Linked DNA regions of Homo sapiens: regions 1, 2, 4 and 5 are each linked to region 3. A link is a contact called in ENCODE Hi-C or POLR2A ChIA-PET data. All regions are on one chromosome and are shown on one strand. Each heading gives the region's core, a stretch centred on a gene start or an enhancer-like site at or near the end of the contact. The rest is flanking DNA. Distances are from core to core; before and after follow the strand shown. Region 1 holds the start of TMED1 (transmembrane p24 trafficking protein 1). Region 2 holds the start of PRKCSH (PRKCSH beta subunit of glucosidase II). Region 3 holds the start of PIN1 (peptidylprolyl cis/trans isomerase, NIMA-interacting 1). Region 4 holds the start of ZNF414 (zinc finger protein 414). Region 5 holds the start of MBD3L1 (methyl-CpG binding domain protein 3 like 1).

The links. Hi-C counts contacts between places; a loop is a spot of excess contacts on that map. ChIA-PET counts read pairs that join two places held with the same protein, here RNA polymerase II (POLR2A). Pooled maps may share reads with other maps.
Region 1: a pooled map shows a loop between it and region 3 (8-fold over the local background). The contact joins the promoter of TMED1 here to the promoter of PIN1 in region 3. A Hi-C loop is called at or near these places in 6 of 50 pooled maps. POLR2A ChIA-PET finds 5 or more read pairs at or near these places in 2 of 52 experiments (OCI-LY7 and WTC11).
Region 2: a pooled map shows a loop between it and region 3 (9-fold over the local background). The contact joins the promoter of PRKCSH here to the promoter of PIN1 in region 3. A Hi-C loop is called at or near these places in 8 of 50 pooled maps.
Region 4: a pooled map shows a loop between it and region 3 (10-fold over the local background). The contact joins the promoter of ZNF414 here to the promoter of PIN1 in region 3. A Hi-C loop is called at or near these places in 1 of 168 maps with a recorded cell type or tissue (Caco-2) and 7 of 50 pooled maps. POLR2A ChIA-PET finds 5 or more read pairs at or near these places in 3 of 52 experiments (GM10248, GM12878 and HEK293T).
Region 5: a loop to region 3 is called in a map of sigmoid colon, with 8 times the contacts of the local background. The contact joins the promoter of MBD3L1 here to the promoter of PIN1 in region 3. A Hi-C loop is called at or near these places in 1 of 168 maps with a recorded cell type or tissue (sigmoid colon), 3 of 37 single-sample maps with no recorded cell type and 15 of 50 pooled maps.

What each region holds. Positions count from the first base shown.
Region 1 is chr19:10,834,723-10,838,720 of GRCh38, reverse strand. It overlaps TMED1 (transmembrane p24 trafficking protein 1), which reads left to right and starts at 2,509. Exons shown (of 4, transcript NM_006858.4): 1 at 2,509-2,712; 2 at 3,368-3,465; 3 at 3,604-3,787. The coding sequence starts at 2,530. It also overlaps a transcript of C19orf38 not described here. RefSeq lists enhancers at 2,235-2,334, 2,100-2,736, 3,374-3,998.
Region 2 is chr19:11,433,876-11,438,126 of GRCh38, reverse strand. PRKCSH (PRKCSH beta subunit of glucosidase II) reads right to left here and starts at 2,492. Exons shown (of 18, transcript NM_001289104.2): 1 at 2,421-2,492; 2 at 1,931-2,086; 3 at 1,622-1,738; 4 at 156-251; 5 at 3-60. The coding sequence starts at 2,009. It overlaps ODAD3 (outer dynein arm docking complex subunit 3), which reads left to right and starts at 3,006. Exons shown (of 13, transcript NM_145045.5): 1 at 3,006-3,354. The coding sequence starts at 3,111. RefSeq lists enhancers at 1,935-2,154, 2,405-2,814, 2,388-2,887.
Region 3 is chr19:9,833,803-9,837,646 of GRCh38, reverse strand. PIN1 (peptidylprolyl cis/trans isomerase, NIMA-interacting 1) reads right to left here and starts at 2,329. Exons shown (of 4, transcript NM_006221.4): 1 at 2,245-2,329. The coding sequence starts at 2,302. PIN1-DT (PIN1 divergent transcript) reads left to right here and starts at 2,632. Exons shown (of 2, transcript NR_183873.1): 1 at 2,632-2,783; 2 at 2,969-3,568. RefSeq lists silencers at 2,038-2,257, 2,288-2,627.
Region 4 is chr19:8,512,320-8,516,222 of GRCh38, reverse strand. ZNF414 (zinc finger protein 414) reads left to right here and starts at 2,056. Exons shown (of 8, transcript NM_001146175.2): 1 at 2,056-2,179; 2 at 2,882-3,194; 3 at 3,512-3,619; 4 at 3,731-3,836. The coding sequence starts at 2,177. RefSeq lists a silencer at 2,046-2,355.
Region 5 is chr19:8,830,519-8,834,699 of GRCh38, reverse strand. It overlaps MBD3L1 (methyl-CpG binding domain protein 3 like 1), which reads right to left and starts at 2,323. Exons shown (of 3, transcript NM_001393532.1): 1 at 2,178-2,323. ZNF558 (zinc finger protein 558) reads left to right here and starts at 2,396. Exons shown (of 10, transcript NM_144693.3): 1 at 2,396-2,491; 2 at 3,299-3,382. RefSeq lists silencers at 1,587-1,846, 2,347-2,616.

The DNA.
Region 1 (3,998 bases), core at 1,260-3,759, 1.0 Mb before region 3:
ACCAGCAACCCATTTTTCTGGGACTCCTCTCTGTAGCAGAGAGCTATACTCTCCGTTGCCTATTAAACGTTCGTTCTCAACCTCATTCTTTTGTGTGTCCTGGTCCTTGTTCTTCGTGGCTGTGAGACAACGACCCCGGGTGTTACTCAAGACAACGAGGCCGTTTCAGAATCACTGCTTAATGGGTACAGGGATCTTTACTGAGCCGATGAAAATGTTTTGGAACTACATAGAAGTCACTGCACAACACTGGAATGTACTAAATGCCACTGAATTGTTAATTTTAAAATGGTTATTTTTATTTTCTTTTTGACACGGAGTCCTGCTCTGTCGCCCAGGCTGGAGTGCAGTGGCATCATCTGGGCTCACTGCAAGCTCCGCTTCCCAGGTTCACACCATTCTCCTGCCTCAGCCTCCAGAGTAGCTGGGACTACAGGCACCCGCCACCACGCCTGGCTAATTTTTTGTATTTTTGGTAGAGACGGGGTTTCACTGTGTTAGCCAGGATAGTCTCGATCTCCTGACCTCATGATCCGCCTGCCTTGGCCTCCAAAAGTGTTGGGATTACAGGTGTAAGCCACCACACCCGGCCTTAAAATTGTTAATTTTATGCAATGTGAATTTTACTGTATTTAAAAAAATCAATTTTAGTAATCCCAACACTTTGGGAGGGTGAGGGAGCAGGCAGATGGCTTGAGCCCAGGAGTTTGAAACCAGCCTGGGCAACACAGGGAAACCTCATGTCTACAAAAAATTAGTTAGGCATGGAGGTGTACACCTGTAGTCCCAGCTACTCAGGAGGCTGAGGTGGGAGAATCACTTGAGCCCAGGAGGTAGAGATTGCAGTGAGCCATGATGGCGTCACTGCACCCCAGCCTGGGCAACAGAGCAAGACCCTGTCCTAAAAAAAATCCGGCCGGGTGCAGTGGCTCACGCCTACAATCCCAGCACTTTGGGAGGCCGAGGTGGATGGAACAGAAGGTCAGGATATCGAGACCATCCTGGCTAACATGGTGAAACCCCCTCTCTACTAAAAATACAAAAAATTAGCCAGGTGTGGTGGCACGTGCCTGTAGTCTCAGCTACTCGGAAGGCTGAGGCAGGAGGATCGCTGGAACCCCAGGAGACGGAGGTTGCAGTGAGTCGAGATCGCGCCACTGCACTCTAGCCTGGGCAACAGAGGGAGACTCTGTCTCAAAAAAAAAAAAAAAAAAAAAGGAAAAAAAAATTAAAAAAAAAAAGAAAAAAAAGAAAAGGAGTCACCCGTTCTCCACTGTTACTTCAAATTGTCCAAGCAGTGAGTGTAAATGATAGAAAAAGTTGGAGTGAAAAGGAATACCAAACTGATATTACAAAGAGCTACTTCCCCAAATTCTCCAAATGCAGGAAAGTGCTGACAACAGCCAGCTGTATTTGAGGGATCTTTGTCATCACCTGCCAACCTTTTCCGGGTTTATCTTTGAAGACTAAACATCTCCCTGTACACAGTTTATGTTTAGACGGGAACCAAATAACAGATTATTATTTACTGAGGGCCTGTGATGTCCCACGCACTGCGGAAGCAAGCACTCAACAAGCATTTCACGTATCCTAAAGACAGCCCAGTAGCGTAGGCCTATTATCCCCATTTTGCAGAAGAGGAAACTGAGGCTCAACAGAGGGAATGCCTCAAGTAATGGGTGGGGCAGGAGCTGAACCAGGCAACGTGGCTCCCAGTCCCACACTGTCCTTATCTCTTCCTACCTGGGCTGTCGTTTTTCTGACCCGAGGCTACTGTAATGGCTCTATTTACCTGCTGGCCCTTGAGTCTGAGACCCTTGGGGTGCATGGTGGGGCCACGCCCCTCCACTGTCTATAAGCCAGGAAAGCTGAGCACTCAATATGAACCAAGCCTCATCTCAATTCTCACAGCCGCACTACAGGGTGGTCGTTCCATCACTCCCGACTTACGAGGAAACTGATACGCTGATGCCTCTAAGGCGCAAAAGGCGTCGAACCTGGACCACGCTCACAGAGCAAGCAAAACACGACGCCACAGGTATCTCCGCCCCGCCCCAGCCCTTTTATAGGCGAGCCCTACGGGTCGCGTACAGGGCCACGCCTAGACGCTATTTTTGGGTCCACTCCACCACGTCGGTCCCGCCAAAGGTTGTCACGCGCGGCGCACTCTGGGAAAACCACGTGGAGGTGACTAAAAAGGACCCTGCCGCCTGTAACTTTAGTTGTCTTAGCTACTGCCTACAAAAGATGCGCCATCATGGCACTTATTTTTGTAATTTTCCTCCACCAGCGGCCGAGAAGAGAGCCGAAGCCTTTGAGAAAAATATTCCCAGACGGTTGAGTGTTTCTGGGCACATCAGGCATTCATTCGGGCCGCCTGCCCTCTAGTGGGGGGGTCCTTCACTCCTGGCACCTCTGGTTACGGACAACATACAGAAGCCACTGCCAATGAGCTCCGCCGAGTAGCACCGGGGCAGGGCTAGCGCTTAAAGGAGCCGCGACCCCTTTGCAGACCAGAGGGTGACCCGGATGATGGCGGCCGGCGCGGCCCTAGCCCTGGCCTTGTGGCTACTAATGCCACCAGTGGAGGTGGGAGGGGCGGGGCCCCCGCCAATCCAGGACGGTGAGTTCACGTTCCTGTTGCCGGCGGGGAGGAAGCAGTGTTTCTACCAGTCCGCGCCGGCCAACGCAAGCCTCGAGACCGAATACCAGGTAGAGGGTCGCGGGCTGGGCGGCCAGCAGAGTCAGGGAGAGGGGGCGTGGCCAAGCGGTCGAGGCGAGGCGCGCTTTAGGAGGAAGGGGGAGGAATCCGTGCTTGGGAGCGCGGGGGCGGAGCTAGAAAGAGATGGACAGATGGGGCGGGGACGGTGTGTGGGAGCGGAAGGGGAGGGAGTAATGAAGCAGGCGGGGCTAGAGTAAGAGATCCAGAGGGGGCGGGGCCATCGATAAGTATAGGGAGCCTCTGAGAGGACAGGACTCTGGCTGGTGGGCGTGGCGATAGTGCTGATAGGTCAACTGCGGGGGCGTTGCCCACACAGGCCTTTCTCGGGGGTTAGACTAAGGAAAAAGGCTGGGCCTATCCTCTTTCGGAGGCGGAGCCAACCAGGGGCGTGGTCAGGTAAACGTCCATTAAGTACTTTTGGTAGGTGCGTGGTCAGCTGAAAGTATGGACCCCAAGCTGTCATATCAATGAGGGTGGAGGCAAGGGGCGCAGCCACTGGGACAGGTTGGGGCGGGTGTGGGTGTGCCGCCGTTCAGGTAAGCCCTTGGTGGTCTGTATTGATCAGTGTTGGTTCAGCCGTAGCCCTCTTCGGCAGGCGCCCTTGGCCTACCGCTAGCCCTCCACCCGCTCTTACCTGCCCCCCAGGTGATCGGAGGTGCTGGACTGGACGTGGACTTCACGCTGGAGAGCCCTCAGGGCGTGCTGTTGGTCAGCGAGTCCCGCAAGGCTGATGGGGTACACACGTGAGTTCAGTCTTGATGCCTGCCTGGGTTCAGTTACAGCCCTGCCCTTCCCAGGCGGCCTCAGGTTACCGCCCTGACTGCCCCGCTGAGTCGGCTGGCTGGCCACCCTGGGTCATGTCTGTGTGTCTGTCTGCCCAGGGTGGAGCCAACGGAGGCCGGGGACTACAAGCTGTGCTTTGACAACTCCTTCAGCACCATCTCCGAGAAGCTGGTGTTCTTTGAACTGATCTTTGACAGCCTCCAGGATGACGAGGAGGTCGAAGGATGGGCAGAGGCTGTGGAGCCCGAGGAGATGCTGGATGTTAAAATGGAGGACATCAAGGTGTGTCCAGGCTGCGCTGGGGCCACTCCTTCCAGATCTCTAGGATTCACCTGGGGTGCCCCCCTTGGGCTGACCCAGCCTCCCCTCCGTAGTTGTGCCCTCCAACTGAATTATAGTAAGAGTAGCAGCTCTTAAAATAAGTAGTTCATTTCAGGCCGGGCACGGTGGCTCACGCCTGTAATCCCAGCACTTTGGGAGGCTGAGGCGGGTG
Region 2 (4,251 bases), core at 1,243-3,742, 1.6 Mb before region 3:
ACTTGCAGGTGTTCTCACAGATGACGCCGCTGTTGTACTCGTCTGTTCCATCGCAGCAGTCTGTGGCAGAGGCAGAAGCCAAGATCAGACCTGGCAGTGCCTCCTCCCTCCCTCCCTCTACCACCTTTCCAGAATCCTGGTGCATCTTCACTTACCACAAACACCATCGTTGACCCGGTTGGAGGGGATATACAGGGGCTTATAGCCAGTGTTGGTGCAGTGGAAGCTGCCATTAGGACAGGCAGCCGTGCCTGTGAGGAAGAAGGGAGGGAAGGTTTTCGGAGTCAGCTCAGGGACAGACATGTCCCATCCATCCACAGATAAGAGCCCCTGACCCACACTGCACACAGCACAAGAAAGGAAAGGAAACCAAAGGAAGGAAAGAGTTGTACACTGCACAGCCAGGGCTCGAAATAAAGCTCTCCAGTGCCGCCTCCTGCCTCTTCTCACTGAGGCCCTTCAAAACAGGGTCTCCACCTGGCACGGGGGCTCACACCTGTAATCCCAGCACTTTGGGAGGCCGAGGCGGGTGGGTCACCTGAGGTGATGAGTTTGAGACCAGCCTGGCCAACACGATGAAACTCCATCTCTACTAAAAATACGAAAAATTAGCCGGATGTGGTGGCATGTGCCTGTAATCCCAGCTACTCAGGAGGCTGAGGCAGGAGAATCGCTTGAACCCGGGAGGTGGAGACTGCAGTGAGCCAAGATCATGCCACTGCACTCCAGCCTGGGCGATAAGAGTGAAACTCCATCTCAAAAAAAAAAATTAAAAACAAAACAAAACAAGGCCAGGTACGGTGGCTCACGCCTGTAATCCCAACACTTTGGGAGGCCGAGGCGGGTGGATCACAAGGTGACGAGATCGAGACCATCCTGGCTAACACAGTGAAACCCTGTATCTACTAAAAATACAAAAAAAAACTAGCTGGGCGTGGTGGTGGGTGCCTGTAGTCCCAGCTACTCAGGAGGCTGAGGCAGGAGAACGGTGTGAACCCGGGAGGCGGAGCTTGCAGTGAGCCGAGATGGCGCCACTGCACTCCAGCCTGGGAAACAGAGCAAGACTCCGTCTCAAAACAAAAACAAAACCAAAGACACGGTCTCATCCAGGCACGGTGGCTCACACCTGTAACCCCAGCACTTTGGGAGGCCAAGGCAGGAGGATGACTTGAGCCCAAGAGTTCCAGGCTGCAGTGAGCTACGATCATGCCACTGTACTCCAGCCTCAGCAACAAAGCAAGACCCTGTCTCTTCAAAACACACAAAAACAAAAAGCCAGGGTCTCCCTTCACCTCTGTCTCCTGCTGGATTGCTCTTGGCCCCACCCTGTCTCCCACTTCTAGGGGTTTGCCCGTGTTGACCCCTCCATCTGCAGCACCTTCGGGATTCAACTGAAACCTCACCTCCTTGGAGGAGCCTTCTCTGACCCCGAGGCTTGGGAGGAGGACGACTCTGGGCTCCTCCAGCTGCCCGGGGCCATAACACTGACCACTGACTTCTGAGCTTGTTTCTGCCCACTCAAAGGGGAGCCAGCAGAGGTAGTATCTTGGTCACACAGACAGGGCCTGGCACTGAGCAGTGTTCAATAAACATCTGATGGATGAACAGAGAAAAGGCTCACCTGGCTCGTCAGAGCCATCTTTGCAGTCGCAATAGTCATCGTTGACCTGATCAAATGGGATGGTGGCCGAACCGTCCAGGCAGGTGAAAGGCTTGGACTCATCGTAGAAGTGATGATCTGCGGGGTACAGGAAGCTCAGCCCAGGGCAGGTAAGCGCCTTCTCCACCAAATACCACCTCTGTCCTCCCATCCCCACCAGCGGAGCACTACCGGGAAACTGAGTCAAAAGGCTGTAAATGCCTATCCCTAAGGCCCAATGTTGGCCCCTCCCACCTCCAGCCTGGCGGGAGGGTGAACAGGAGGACTCACTGGTGAGGGAGACGCCCCGGGGCCTCTTGACCTCCACGGCCCAGCACATGGGTAGCAGCAGCAGCAGCGGCAACAGCATCTCACCAGACGCTCTGAGGCCCGAAACGGGTTCTGTGGGAGGAAGCCTACAGCGGGGAGATGCGCTGTGTCTTCACGCTGCAGGAAGAAAGCGGATCCCGGTCAGTGGGAGAGGGCTACTTCCAGCCAATTGGATTCCTCCATCGCTTCCAGGCAATGAGGCCTCACTTTGTTTCCGATATGGGGGCGAGGGGCAGCGATCTCCCCAATCCTGGCCAGTCTCACTTTGCTCAAATCAATGGCGAGGATCTCAAGATCTCAAAACCTCCGCTCCCTGTGCCCAATTGTGACCCAATTCCCGCCAACAGACCAAAGGGATTAACAGCCTCCGCCGTCCACACCCACACATGCACCCTCCGGTTGCCCCCTGTAAGAAACTGAGGTGCCCTCCCACCCGCTCGTTCACACCTACACGAGGCCGGAGCAAAGGTCAGTATCCACCGCACCCCTCTTGTCCAGCAGCCGCGGTTCCTGCTGCAGAAAGAAAGCGGAAATTTCTGGACCCCGTCACTTCCGGTCGTACGTTCCGCACCGGGAACGGAGACTCAGGGTCGCCATGTTGGGAGAGGCAGGAGTGGGGGCGGTGCCAGAGCCGAGACGGCCATCTTGGGCAGGACTGTGAAACCTTAGAGAGGATAGTTCTGAGGGCTAGCTCTTAATGGCGGCGCAGCGTACCTCCATCTTGGGAGTGGCGGCTTCTCAAGCCGGAAAGAAAGTTCCTGAAAAATGCCCGCGAACCCCCAGGGGCGGGATAAGGTTGGGGGAGGTAGGGAAACGGAATGAGCACGTGACCCCAAAGTGTCCAGACCCTCCGTCCTGCGGCGCGGCTCTACCCCGCCCACTGTTGGGACCGCCCCTCTATGCAGCCTCAGCCAATGAGAACGCAGTGTCAGCCACGGAACGCGGGTGATCTCCATGGAAACAGTGGAGAGAGACGGGGAGGCGGTTACCTGGCAACCGAGAGATGCGGAGCGCAACCACCTAGCGGTCGGAAAGTGCATTTTTCAGAGCCCTAGGAATCCGAGCTGACGGATCCCTGACAGGGGCGACTGACTCCTAGTTATCCCCCTAACCCCTAGGGGCCTTCAGCCCCAACCCCATCATGACATCTCCTCTGTGCAGGGCGGCCTCCGCCAACGCCCTGCCTCCTCAGGACCAGGCTTCGACGCCCTCTTCCAGGGTCAAGGGCAGGGAGGCTTCGGGCAAACCCAGCCACCTCCGAGGCAAGGGCACAGCCCAGGCGTGGACCCCAGGCCGTTCCAAGGGAGGATCCTTCCACAGAGGTGCAGGGAAGCCCTCTGTGCACTCTCAGGTGGCTGAGTTACATAAAAAGATACAACTGTTAGGTAAGATGGCTCCAGAGGGTACAGAGGGTCAGGGGTCAACAGTGCCCATCCAATCTTCATGGTGTGACAAAGGTATTTCTCCAGCATGAGTCTAGGTAAACCGTTTCTGGGCAAAAACTCATACTTAGTTCATGTTTTTCCTTCTCTGTCTCTTAAAACTTCTCATGGGTTCAGAACCGACTGAACTGTACTTCATACTTTCTTGTAATTTATTTTCTCTATTTTTTTTTTTTTTTTTGGCAGAATCTCACTCTGTTGCCAGGTGGGAGTGCAGTGGAACGATTTCGGCTCACTGCAACCTCCGCCTCCCGGGTTCAAGCGATTCTCCTGCCTCAGCCTCTTGAGTAGCTGGGACTACAGGCACACGCCACCACGCCTAACTAATTTTTGTATTTTTAGTACAGAGGGATTTCACCATATTGGCCAGGGTGGTCTCAATCTCTTGACCTCCCAAACTGCTGGGATTACAGGCGTGAGCCCGCCTCGGCCTCCCAAACTGCTGGGATTACAGGCGTGAGCCACTGCACCCGCGTTTTTTTTTGTTTTGTTTTTTGTTTTTTGAGACAGGGTCTTGCTCTGTCGCCTAGGCTGGAGAGCAGTGGCATGATCTCGGCTCACTGCAACCTCTGCCTCCAAGGTTCAAGCGATTCTCGAGCCTCAGCCTCCTGACTAGCTGGGACTATAGGTGCGTGCCACCACACCTAATTTTTATATTTTTAGTAGAGACTGGGTTTCACCATGTTGGCCAGGCTGGTCTCGAACTCCTGATCTCAAGTGATCCACGGCCTTGGCTCCCAAAGTGCTGGGATTACATGTGTGAGCCACCGCGCCCAGCCTTCTTTCTTTCTGACAGGGTCTTGCTCTGCTGTTGAGGCTGGAGTGTAGTGGTTGGATAAC
Region 3 (3,844 bases), core at 1,080-3,579:
CAAACAAACAAACCAACATTAGCCGGGCGTTGTGGTGTATGTCTGTAATCCCAGCTACTCGGGAGGCTGAGGCAGGAGAATTGCTTGAATCTGGAAGGTGGAGGCTACAGTGAGCCAAGATCATGCCACTGCACTCCAGCCTGAGCGATAGAGTGAGACTCTTGTCTCAAAACAAAAACAAAAACAACAGGCTGGCTGGGCGCAGTGGCTCAGGCCTGTAATCCCAGCACTTTGGGAGGCTGAGGCAGGTGGATCACCTGAGGTTAGGAGCTCGAGACCAGCCTGGCCAACATGGTGAAACCTCGTCTCTACTAAAAATACAAAAATTAGCCAGACGTGGTGGCAGGCACCTGTAATCCCAGCTACTCGGGAGGCTGAGGCAGGAGAATCACTTGAACCCGGGAGGCAGAGGTTGCAGTGCGCCAAGATCATGCCACTGCACTCCAGCCTGGGTGACAGAGTGAGATTCTGTCTCAAAACAAACAAACAAACAATAAAAAATAAAAAATAAAAAATTAGCCATGGGTGGGTGGTACACGCCTGTGGTCTCAGCTACTTGAAAGGCTGAGGTGGGAGGATTGCTTAAGCCTGGGAGGCAGAGGCTGCACTGCAGCCTGAGCCACACAGTGAGACCATCTCCAAAAATAATAATAAGAAAGCACTAAATAAGCTCACACATCTACAAAATGCCTAGGACAGAAACTGGCACACATTAAGAGTGGGATAGCCTTTATTATCTCTATTGTATAGATGGCAAAACGGAGACCTCACCTTTTGCATCTCTGGGAATGGCAGCAGTGGGTAACGCTTCCTGAGTGTTTACTCTGTTCCAGGCACACACAGGGGAAGGCAGGAACTGTACTCAGGTACTTCACACCCGAAAGCTCTGCTCTTAGCTACTACACCGTGCATGGTGTTGCAGAGCTAGGAACCAGCATTACTGGTGGCCCGATGTTACCCAGGGAGTGAGGGGTATGAAGGAGTGAAGACTGTGAACAAGAAACTGGAAGTAAAGACCCTACTGGGTGCCACTCCAAAGGCTGACAGTTCGCCTGGGTGACATGGAGTGTCACCCATAAAGGAAGCCATCAGGGTTGAACTGAGCAGAAACAGCAGAAATGGGCCCAGAGCTGGGCAGAGCATCCGGTTTATGCTGGAGGTCCCAGCCACAGGCCAGGGCTAGAGCAGGGTGGGCGAGAGCGCGGGTTCCAGGTGCAAATGCAGCTGAGCTACTGACTCACTCTAAAACCTTGGCAATGGGCTCTAATCTCCCTGCACCTCAGTTTTCTCATCTGAAAAATGGGGAATAGAGAATAAGGAGATCAAACCTCATGGGGTTAATGAGGAGAGTCCATGTATCCAAACAGTTCACCAGAACCTGGCACTCAACCAAGGAGAATTATTATTGCAAATGCGATTGCTATGGGCTCTAGAGGCAGCAGAGTGACTCGGGACCTGCCCACAGATGCTGGGCCTGCTCCTCAGGAGTTTGCAGTGACACGGGGAGGGGGATTTGTAGGCAAACTGCCTAGGTCCTAATCCAACCCCCGGCCCCTGAAATGAATGATCTTGGACGAGTTCCTTCAGTTTTCTGACCTCAGTTTCCTTGCTGGTAAGGTGGAAGTAATAACTACCTGGCTCCCAGAGTTGCGGCAATTCAGAGAGAACTTAAAGCGCTTGACACAGAGAAAAACATGCCCTGTTACTGGCAATATTATCATTGTGGCTAACCCTTAAATCGGGCCTAAGCACAGGGGCCATCGTCTGGCAGAATGTCACGGGCGATGTCGCAGACTCAGCATTAGGTGTACACAGTAGGGGTGTTAGCAGGGGTAGGTTGTGGACCCGAGGCCGGGCAACACCCTACGCCCTTTGCAGGGTACTGGGGTGTCTCCCTCCCAGGGGTGCCCCCGGGCCCAGCAAGGTGCAGAGACGTCCCCCGGGGTGTCAGGTGCATTAGGCCGAGAGGTATCAGCCGGGCCGGCAGGGCCAGGGCCATCGCCCCGGACTCCCCGGACCCTCACCCGCCCAGCCCCCTGCCTCAGCTTCCTCAGGCTTCCCGGCGGCTCCTGAGGCTCGCAGTCCCCACAACAGGGCGGGCCGGGGCCGTTACCCCGGGGACGACGCGGAAGAGCCAGGACCCCATGGGAGGGAGGCAGCGCTGCCGCCGCGCCCAAGGGGCGAGCTCGAGCCCTGCTTACGCGGGCCCGCGCAGTCCCGCCCCAGCCCCGACCCCCGCGGCACCTGAGCTGCGGCTCATGCGCTTCTCCCAGCCGGGCGGCAGCTTCTCCTCGTCCGCCATCTTCCCTCCTGCCGCAGCGCCTGCTCCGCCTCAGCTGCGCCGCCTGTCGCCCGCGCCCGCCCGCCGCCGCTGCCTATTGGCTAGACGCGCTCTGCAACGGGGCCTGGCGGCGACGCCCATTGGGCTCCCTAACGGTCCGGATTGGCTTTCTGGCCTTCTATTGGGTAGAAGAAAGGCTGGGCGGACCCTCCCACGTTATCCCTGCGCCCCGCCCCCGGCCAGCCTCAGCCTGGCCCCGCCCACTCGCTCTCCTCGGCTCCTGAGTGGTCCGAAGCGACGCGGGCCCGCCCTTCTCAACGCCCTTTAGCGAGCGCCAAAAAACTCCCGACCCCTTCTTGGCGCGCGTCGCCGCAGAGCCCACCCAGGCGGGATAGAGCTTATGGATTGGCTAATGCCGCAGCAACTCCCGCCTGCCTGAGCTGTTCCCGGAGGTCCGCAAGCCCCCAGCCCTCCCATGCGGAAGAGTCTGGCTGGTGCAGAGGTAACGGCGGTCCAGGAGGTACTTGGGCGGGGCGGTGCTGCCTCTGCTGTTGCCATAGCAATGCAGTTGCCTTGGAGATGAGCACCTAAGTACCCGATGCTTAAATTTGGCTCCTCCATCCTCCCTCTTCCCACCTGTTTCCCACAGATGTCCAAAGCTAACCCAGCCTCTTTTATTTTTTGCAGGGCTCAACTTTTCCCTAGGCTCTGGACCCAAAGGCCTTCCACGTCCTTTGGAACCTGCTTACTTCCTTTATTCCCTCGCAGTCTGGCTCCTTCCTCCATCCTGGGTGACCAGTGGGTGCCGACATTGACATTCATATAAGAACACGGAGGAGGTGCAGGTGGGAGGAGATGGGCTCAGTTTTAGCCAACTTAAAATAGAGTCTGCAGAGCCCGTGGGACACAGGGGAGGTATTTGGGGACCCAGAGTTGGGGAACTGTGGGTAGATATGGGAGTTGAAGACACTGACAGCAAAGGGTGCAACTACAGTTCACCTAGCATAGAACCCTATGTGACCGTTAAAAAGAATGAGGCTCAGTGAAGTGAACTCATAGGGAAACCTGCCCACAACAAATTAGACGCAGGATGCAGTAGAAGGCTAAGAGAAGTCTGGAGCCAGACTTGGGTTTAAAGCCTGGGACTGACACTTGCTATGCGACCTTGAACTGATTACTTAACGTTACTCTGTACTTCGGTTTCCCAATCTGCAAAGCGGGGATAAGCAATTACATCCTTCTGTTTGATGTGAACATTAAATAAATTAATCCACATAAAGCACTCAAGCCAGGCTCGGTGGCTCACACCTGTAATCCCAGCACTTTGGAAGGCCGAGGTGGGTGGATAACCTGAAGTCAGGAGTTCGAGACCAGCCTGGCCAACATGGTGAAACCCTGTCTTTACTAAAAATACAAAAATTAGCCAGGCGTGATAGTGGGCACCTTTAATTCCAGCTACTCGGGTGGTTGAGACAGGAGAATTACTTGAACCTGGAAGGCGGAGGTTGCAGTGAGCCGAGATCGCACCACTGCACTCCAGCGTAGGTGACAGAGCGAGACTCC
Region 4 (3,903 bases), core at 807-3,306, 1.3 Mb after region 3:
GGCTGAGGTACGAGAATTGCTTGAACCCAGGAGGCGGAGCTTGCAAGATCATGCCACTGCACTGCGGCCTGGGGGACAGAGTGAGACTCTGTCTCAAAAAAAAAAAAAAAAAGTGCATAGGTACAACTTGCTTTGCAGATGGAAATACACTGCACATAAAACCTACAATTGTGGCCAGGTGCAGTGGCTCATGCCTGTAATCCCAACACTTTGGGAGGCTGAGGCAGGCGGATCACCTGAGGTCGGGAGTTGAGACCAGCCTGACCAACATGGAGAAACCCCATCTCTACTGAAAATACAAAATTAGCCTGGCATGGTGGCACATGCCTGTAATCCCTGTTACTTGGGAGGCTGAGGCAGGAGAATCGCTTGAACCCAGGAGGCGGAGGTTGCAGTGAGCTGAGATCGCGCCACTGCACTCCAGCCTGGGTGCAGTGCAAGATGTCGTCCAAAAAAAACAAAACAAAACAAAAAAAACCCTACAGTTGCCTAGAACTCAACGAATACCTCTTGAATGGCAGCATGATGAGATCTAAGATGATCTCATCTTAGATGATATGGCAGCAGAGAGATCTAAGATGTTAGATCTACCTTACCGCCCTCTCAACAGCCCATCCTACTCCAAGTGACTGCCAGGAATCAGATGATGCGCCTCCCCCTGCTAAAAATTCATCAGTGGTTACAACATAAACCACACTCCTCTCTCTGCACCACTCCCATGGCCCTGCGTGACCTGCCGCGCACCATATTCGCTTTCTGACCTCCACACCCCGCCTCCACTCTGCTCCAGTGGTGCCCTGGCCACCTCGCTGCTCTTTGACCAAAATAAGCCCGTCCTGCCCCACTCCAGGACATCACCACCAGCTATCCGGTAGAGCCCCCTGCTCCTCGGGCTTTCCACCAGCTCACTCCTTGATCATCTGGAGACAGCTCCGAAGTCACCTCCTCAGAGTGGCTTCCCTGACCCATCACTTCGACATTTCATTGTTTCCTTCATTGCTCTGAATAGGACAAAAGATTGTTTTTGCACTTGTTGATTTACTATTTCCCCATTTTTATTTAACTTTTAGAGATGGGGGTCTCGCTTTTTCGACCAGGCAGGAGTGCAGTGGTGCCATCACGCTCACTGCAGCCTCGACGTCCCTGGCTCGAGCGATGCTGTTTCCCCATTTTAAAATGTGAGTGCAAGGGGAGGCGAGGTGGCTCACGCCTGCAATCCTAACATTTGGGAGGCCAAGGCGGGAGGATCGCTTGAGCCCAGGAGTTTGAGACCGGCCTGGGCAACACACAGAGAGACCCTGTCTCTAAAAAGAATTTAAAAATTAGCTGGGCATGGTGGCACACGCCAGTAATCCCAGCTACTCGGGAGGCTGAGATGGGAGGATCGCCTGAACCCAGGAGGTCAAGGCTGTAGCGAGCTATGATCGCATCACTGCACTCCAGCCTGGGCGACAGAGCAAGACCCTGTCTCAACACTATAAAAAATAAAGAACTGGCCGGGCGCGGTGGCTCACGCCTGTAATCCCAGTACTTTGGGAGGCCGAGGCGGGTGGATCACCTGAGGTCAGGAGGTGACGACCAGCCTGGACAACATGGTAAAACCCAGTCTCTACTAAAAATACAAAAAATTAGCCAGACGTGGTGGTGGGCGCCCGTAATCCCAGCCACTTGGGAGGCTGAGGCAGAAGAATCGCTTGAACCCAGGAGGCGGAGGTTGCAGTGAGCCGAGATCGCGCCATTAAACTCCAGCCTGAGCAACAAGAGCGAAACTCTGTCTCAAAAAAAAATAAAAAATATAAAGAAAGAACTGCTGTTTATCGCCTGTCCAGGGCTGATCTTGGGACAAGACTAGAGGGATGAAGGTGCCCACTTTGAAGACTAGGACAGCGAGGTCATCCCGGATCTCCGTGCACGGAGTCTGCTGAAGTGCGCGCTGACTGCCCGGGGATAGATAGCAAGATTGCACCAGCGTCCGACCTGAGCTCCAGGGTGACTCTGCCCTCAGGCCCCGCCCCCTCTCCGAGCGCCCTGCGCAGGCCCCGCCCCCAGTCTCGCGAGAGCTGAGAGGTGGAAAATGGCGCTGACGTGAGCGCGAACTCGCACTGCCCAGAGGGTGGCCGCCGCCTAAGCTGCAGCCGCCGGAGCCGCAGAAACAAGAGGCCGAGCCGTGTCGAAGATGGTGAGCGCGGCACCGGGGTCGCGGGCGCGGCGGAGCTGCGGGGACTGGCGGGGAGCGGCCCTGTCGCGCCTACAGCCTCCGGCCGACCCCGCCCCCACATCCGGGCACCCGTCCGCCGCTGGCTGTCACTCGGAGAGCGCCCTACTTCCGGGCCCGGCCCGGAATGGACCACGCCCGTCAGGCTAGGACTCCGCCCCTAAACTTCTTACATCCGGGCCCCCAGCACCTCCAAGATTGTCCACACTGCTCGAGGCCGGCCGGTCTCGGTCCTCAGACAATCCATGTCTAGCTCCTCTAGCATCTTCCCAGTCCATGCCTGCCCATAGCCCCGCCTCCGTAGCCTTGGCCCCGCCCACTCCCTCTAGGCCACGCTTGTGTGCATACTGGGGCTCCCACCTATCCTAGTTGAGGAGAGCAGATGTTTCTCCCGTATGCATAAGGAGCTCAATCCGGGCCAGTGCAGTGGCTGACGACTCTAATCCCAGCACTTTGGGAGGCTGAGGCAGGAGGATCACTTGAGACCAGGGGTTCAAGACCAGTGAGGGCAACATGGCGAGACCCCATCTTTATAAAAAGAAAAAAAGAGCTTAGTCCACCCTTACGTATTCCCCTATCCTCTCCTGCTGGTGATTCCTTAGGATGGGGGCCGACTGGGTTGACCCAGAGCCCAGAAGGGTTCTCTCCGCCTCTTCCTTCCACCAGGAGGAGAAACCCTCAGGGCCCATCCCAGACATGCTGGCCACTGCAGAGCCCAGCTCCAGTGAGACCGACAAGGAGGTGTTGTCCCCGGCTGTGCCAGCTGCAGCCCCTTCCTCCTCCATGTCGGAGGAGCCAGGCCCTGAGCAGGCAGCCACACCGCCAGTGTGGGAACGTGGAGGGGCTGGAGGGATGCAGCAGGGCTCCTCCCCAGCCCCAGACAGCTGCCAGCCTGGCCCCGGACCCAGCCCTGGCCTGACCAGCATAGTCTCCGGGACCAGCGAGGACCTGCGGCCTCCCAGACGACGCCCACCTCCAGGTGATCTGTGATGGGGTCTTCTGGGGAATCACAGTCCCTGAAACAATAGAAGCGAGACGTAGAGAATCTCTAACCTCAGGGCCTTTCTAGAGGGATGCCACTCATCATTTTACGGAGCAGCCGGTGGATGCCAGGCTGTGGCTCCAATGGTGAGCCTGGCCAGTCCAGCCCCTGCACTGTGGCAGACCAGTCTGTTGTGGTAGGCAGAGAGTAAAGGCCCCAGCACATCATATTTGCTTCTCTGGGGCAGAACCCTGGGGTCAGGGACAGCACTAGTGAGGAAGGGACCAGTGACCACTGTTCTGTGCGTCCTGCAGGGAAGCAAATCCCTTGCTCCAGCCCTGGCTGCTGCCTCAGTTTTCCCAGCGTCCGTGACCTGGCACAGCATCTGCGAACCCACTGCCCGCCCACACAGTCCCTGGAAGGTAGGGCCAGGACTGGTAATGGGGAGGCAGGTTAGGGTGGGAAACAGGCGGAGCCCCTCGGAGCCAGCCTTGGCCACCTGTCTCCACTTCTCTGTCCTTCATCCCTACCAGGCAAGCTCTTCCGCTGCTCAGCCCTGAGCTGCACCGAGACCTTCCCCAGCATGCAGGAGCTGGTGGCTCACAGCAAACTGCACTACAAACCCAATCGCTACTTCAAGTGAGACCCTGACCTCTTGAGCTCCGCCCTGCCCTAGCCTCACCCTATGTGTGGGCTCCAGGCCTTC
Region 5 (4,181 bases), core at 1,074-3,573, 1.0 Mb after region 3:
GTAGAGGTCCAATTTCATTCTCTGTTTTTTGTTTGTTTCTTGGTTGGTTGGTTTTTTTTTTGTTTTTTTTTGGTTTTGGTTTGTTTTTTTTTTTTGATGGAGTCTCGCTCTGTTCTCAGGCTGGAGTGCAGTGGGGTGATCTCGGCTCACTGCAATCTCCACCTCCTGGGTTCAAACGATTCTTCTGCCTCAGTCTCCCGAGTAGCTGGGACTATAGGCGCCCGCCACCACGCCCAGCTAATTTTGGTATTTTTAGTAGAGACGGGGTTTCACCATGTTAGCCAGGATGGTCTCGATATCTTGACCTCGTGATCTGCCTGCCTCAGCCTCCCAAAGTGCTGGGGTTACAGGCGTGAGCCACCACGCCCAGCCCAATTTCATTCTTTTGTATATTGGCATCTAGTTGTCCCAGCACAATTTGTTGAAGAGAACAGTCTTTCCACAGTGAACTTTCCTAGTATATTGAATTTTGAACTTGTTCATTTTTGCTTAAACTTCCTTCAGCCACCTGAAAATGGATATTTTTGGGAAGCAGAGATCTAACTATTTTTTTCTGAAAGGACGGGTGCATGAAACAATATCATTCATTGAAAGTATTTCTTCCTGGCTGATTTTAAATGTTACCACTCTCTTACATAAAATTTTTTCCCTTTGCACTTACCAGTATCTTTTTTTGTTTATGGTTTTTGGTTTTTGTTTTGTTTTGTTTTTTGAGATGGAGTCTTGCTCGTCACCCGGGCTGGAGTGCACCGGCTGCAATCTCGGCTCACTTCAACCTCCACCTCCCGAGTTCAAGCTATTCTCCTGCCTCAGCCTCCCAAGTACCTGGGATTACAAGGCATCCGCCACCACGCCCGGCTAATTTTGTATTTTTAGTAGAGACGGGGTTTCACCATGTTGGCAGGCTGGTCTCGAACTCCTGACCTCAGGTGATCTGCCTGCCTCGGCCTCCCAAAGTGTTGGGATTACAAGCGTAAGCCACCAGGTCCAACCAGCACTTAGTGGTATCTAACGCACCAACCCACCATGTATTCTATTTATCACATTCACTGTCCATTTCTCCTGCCCAACTCACAACTAAAATGCACGTTCTCTGAGGGCAAGGACGTTTACCTATTTTGTTCAGTCTATATCCATGGTGTATAAAACAGAGACTTGTTGGGGGGGAGGTAATAGCATTTATTCCATGAATATGACTACGGCATACACACATACACACACATACATGTCCACACTATATCTGGAAAGATAGAGGAGAAAATTATTTTTGCCTCTGAGCAAAAGAACTGAAAGACCGTGGTGGGAGAATATTTGACTGACTTTGTACCATTCTTAAGTTTTCCTATATGTGTATCTATGACCCAGTCCTCTCCTGCTCCCCTAAACTCTTAGTGTTAAATCACTATGTTCTGCCTTGGGAAAGCAAGTTATAGACAAATGTGCATACATAATCTGATCCTATTGGGTTGTATGAACATGGGGCAGTAACTGTATCAACAATCTAGGGATCCAAGGAAGGCCCTACCCCTGAATCTGATCTCCCACAATCCTGGCTCCTGGGCCTATCCCAACCCACCCACATCATACACCCTTTTATTCATACCCAGATCCCTGCCCCTGGAACTGGTCTCCACCCACTGCCCCCTCCCCAGGCCTGGTGCAGCCCACAGTCCCGCCCCCAGAACTGGTCTCCGCCCACAGTCAGCCCCGCCCCCAGGCTTGCTGCCACCCCATAGCTCCGCCCCTAGAACTGCTCTCTGCCAATCACCACTGCCCTCCAAGACCGGTACACCCACAGCCTAGTCCCCGCCCTCCGCCCGGCCCGGAGCTTATCTCCGCCCACAGCCAGCCCCAACCTCCAGGGCTGTCACAACCACAGCCTGGTTCCCGCTCAGCCCCGCCCCGGAAATGGAGGTCTCCACCCCTGTAACTGGTCTCTGCTCAGTCATCCCCGCTCTAGAAGCCTTATACCATCCGCCCCGAGAACTGGGCCCCACCCACAGCCCCGACCCTGGAACTGGTCTCTGCCCAATCAGCCTCGCCCTCCAGGCCTGGTACGGCCTCAGCCGGTTCCCCGCCTTCAGCCCCGCCCCGGAACTGATCTCCGCCCACAACCAGCCCCGCCCCCAGGCCTCGTGCGGCTCACAGCCTGGCCCCGCCCCCAGGGCCAACCTTACCCCCGCTACTGCCCCAGGCCAGGGCCCAACTTTGTGCCCACTAAGCAAACTAGAACACCTCTGCCCAAGGCTGGGGTTCGCGGCCGCCGCTCCCGCCCGCCGCGCCTGTCGCCTAAGCGCCGAACCCCCAACACGCTCGACTCTGCGAGGCTGCCCGCGCGAGCCGGAAGGGGACGTGCAGCGCACCTCTCCCCAGACCGGAAGCGGAAGCGCGGGGCGGTACCGTGGGAGGGGCCGCGCGTGGGGCAGCGGGGAGCGAGTCCCTCCGTCCCCGCGAGTCGGCGCTTTTGGCCCCGCGGGAGGGGCCGGGCTCGGTGAGCGACTGGCGGGGGCTCGGGTCCGAGTCCAGGGGGCGACGTGGGCCGCGGACACCGCCAGCCACGGGCCCTGCGTCCCTCCAGGGAGCCGTGTTTCGGTTCATGAGGCCTCGGGCTGTGAGCTTAGGTCAGCACGAAGCTGCTGCTTGCTCCTGGGTCGGGGCCCCGCGCCGCTGTTGCCTCCTCAGGGAACCCCAGTCGCCCTCACCCGGGGCGATTCCGCACCCCAGGGGACTTTTGGCTGTAGCTGGAGACGACTGTGGTTTTCACAAATTGTGGGGAGGGGAGGCTGCTACTGTCACCTAGAGGGTGGAGGCCGGGGAAGAGGGACGCTGCTTGCTCTTAAAGATCCTACGTTGTACAGGACAGTCCCCCACAACAAAGAATTATCAGTAGTGCCAGGTTGGGAAACCCTGCTCTAGGGCCTTAAAAAAAAAATCTCTGCAGTTCTGAATAAACTACATAAATTGTTAAAAATTCAGTTTAGTCACTTAATAGGGCCTCTAAGTGACAAGATATTTTTAAAGCCTGTGGAGTCACCATAGAATCTCTCTCCAGCGTAGTAAGTTGAGCAAGTCAAATGCACACAGCGTTAAGCTGCTTTCTCCCCTCTTACGGAGCAGATGGCCAGATGGGAATCAGGTAAAGCCAGTCATGGCCCACAGGCTGGGCCCTTATTACACATTTAATCATTGAGTACCCAAAAAAAGTGAATGGGATGGTGTTTCCGGCAGCCGTATCCAACAACTGTACAACCTATACAAAGCCTCGAAAGAAATCTTTGTGTCTTTTTTTTTTTTTCAGATGAGAAAAGCATCATTCAAGCTCAGATTCGTGTTGAAGCCTGCCACAAGGTCCACCTGTTGTTGTGGGTTTTTGGGTGACCAGGTGAGTACAGTGTGGAACCTACAACAAGGTTTCAGCAGGCTCTGCTGTGTAGAAGAACTCCTCGTGGGCTTTTCCTGTGCTGGGGTTGTAACCACATTGAAGTCACTAAGAGTGAAGGTATCTTAAGGAAAGTTCAAGGTAAAAAGACAGAGGTGTTTATGGTTACATGTGTGTAAATAAGTAAATACAGTTACATGCAAATAAGTATCCACAAAACAAACATACAAATAACGTAAAGATGTGTAACTGTAGCTAAAGACAGATTTTCTGGTATGCCGTAATGCTAAAAGTTTCTGAATTTTATATAAGTATAGAAAATATTTACATGTATATGTAGTGTTACAAGTCTTCCCACTAACAACTAGCAGGACTACTTAGCAACATTTTTCAGGCCTGTTTGATTTGACTTTTTTTTTTTTTCTTGAGACCAAGTCTCACTCTGTTGGCCAGGTTGGAGTGCAGTGGCGCGATCTTGGCTCATGTCAACCTCCACCTCCCAGACTCAAGCAAATCTCCTGCCTCAGTTTCCTGAGTAGCTGGGACTACAGGCAAGTGCCACCACGCCCAGCTAATTTTGTTTGTATTTTTAGTAGAGACAGGTTTTTGCCATGTTGGCCAGGCTGGTCTTTAACTCCTGACCTCAAGTGGTCCGCCCACCTCAGCCTCCCAAAGTGCTGGGATTACAGGCAAGAGCCACCGCACCCAGCTGTTGATTTGATTTCTAAAGGCATATTGGCCCTCCACCAAACTTCAAAATATAAGGGCATTTGTAAAAAGGATGATTTATTAGTAACAAATT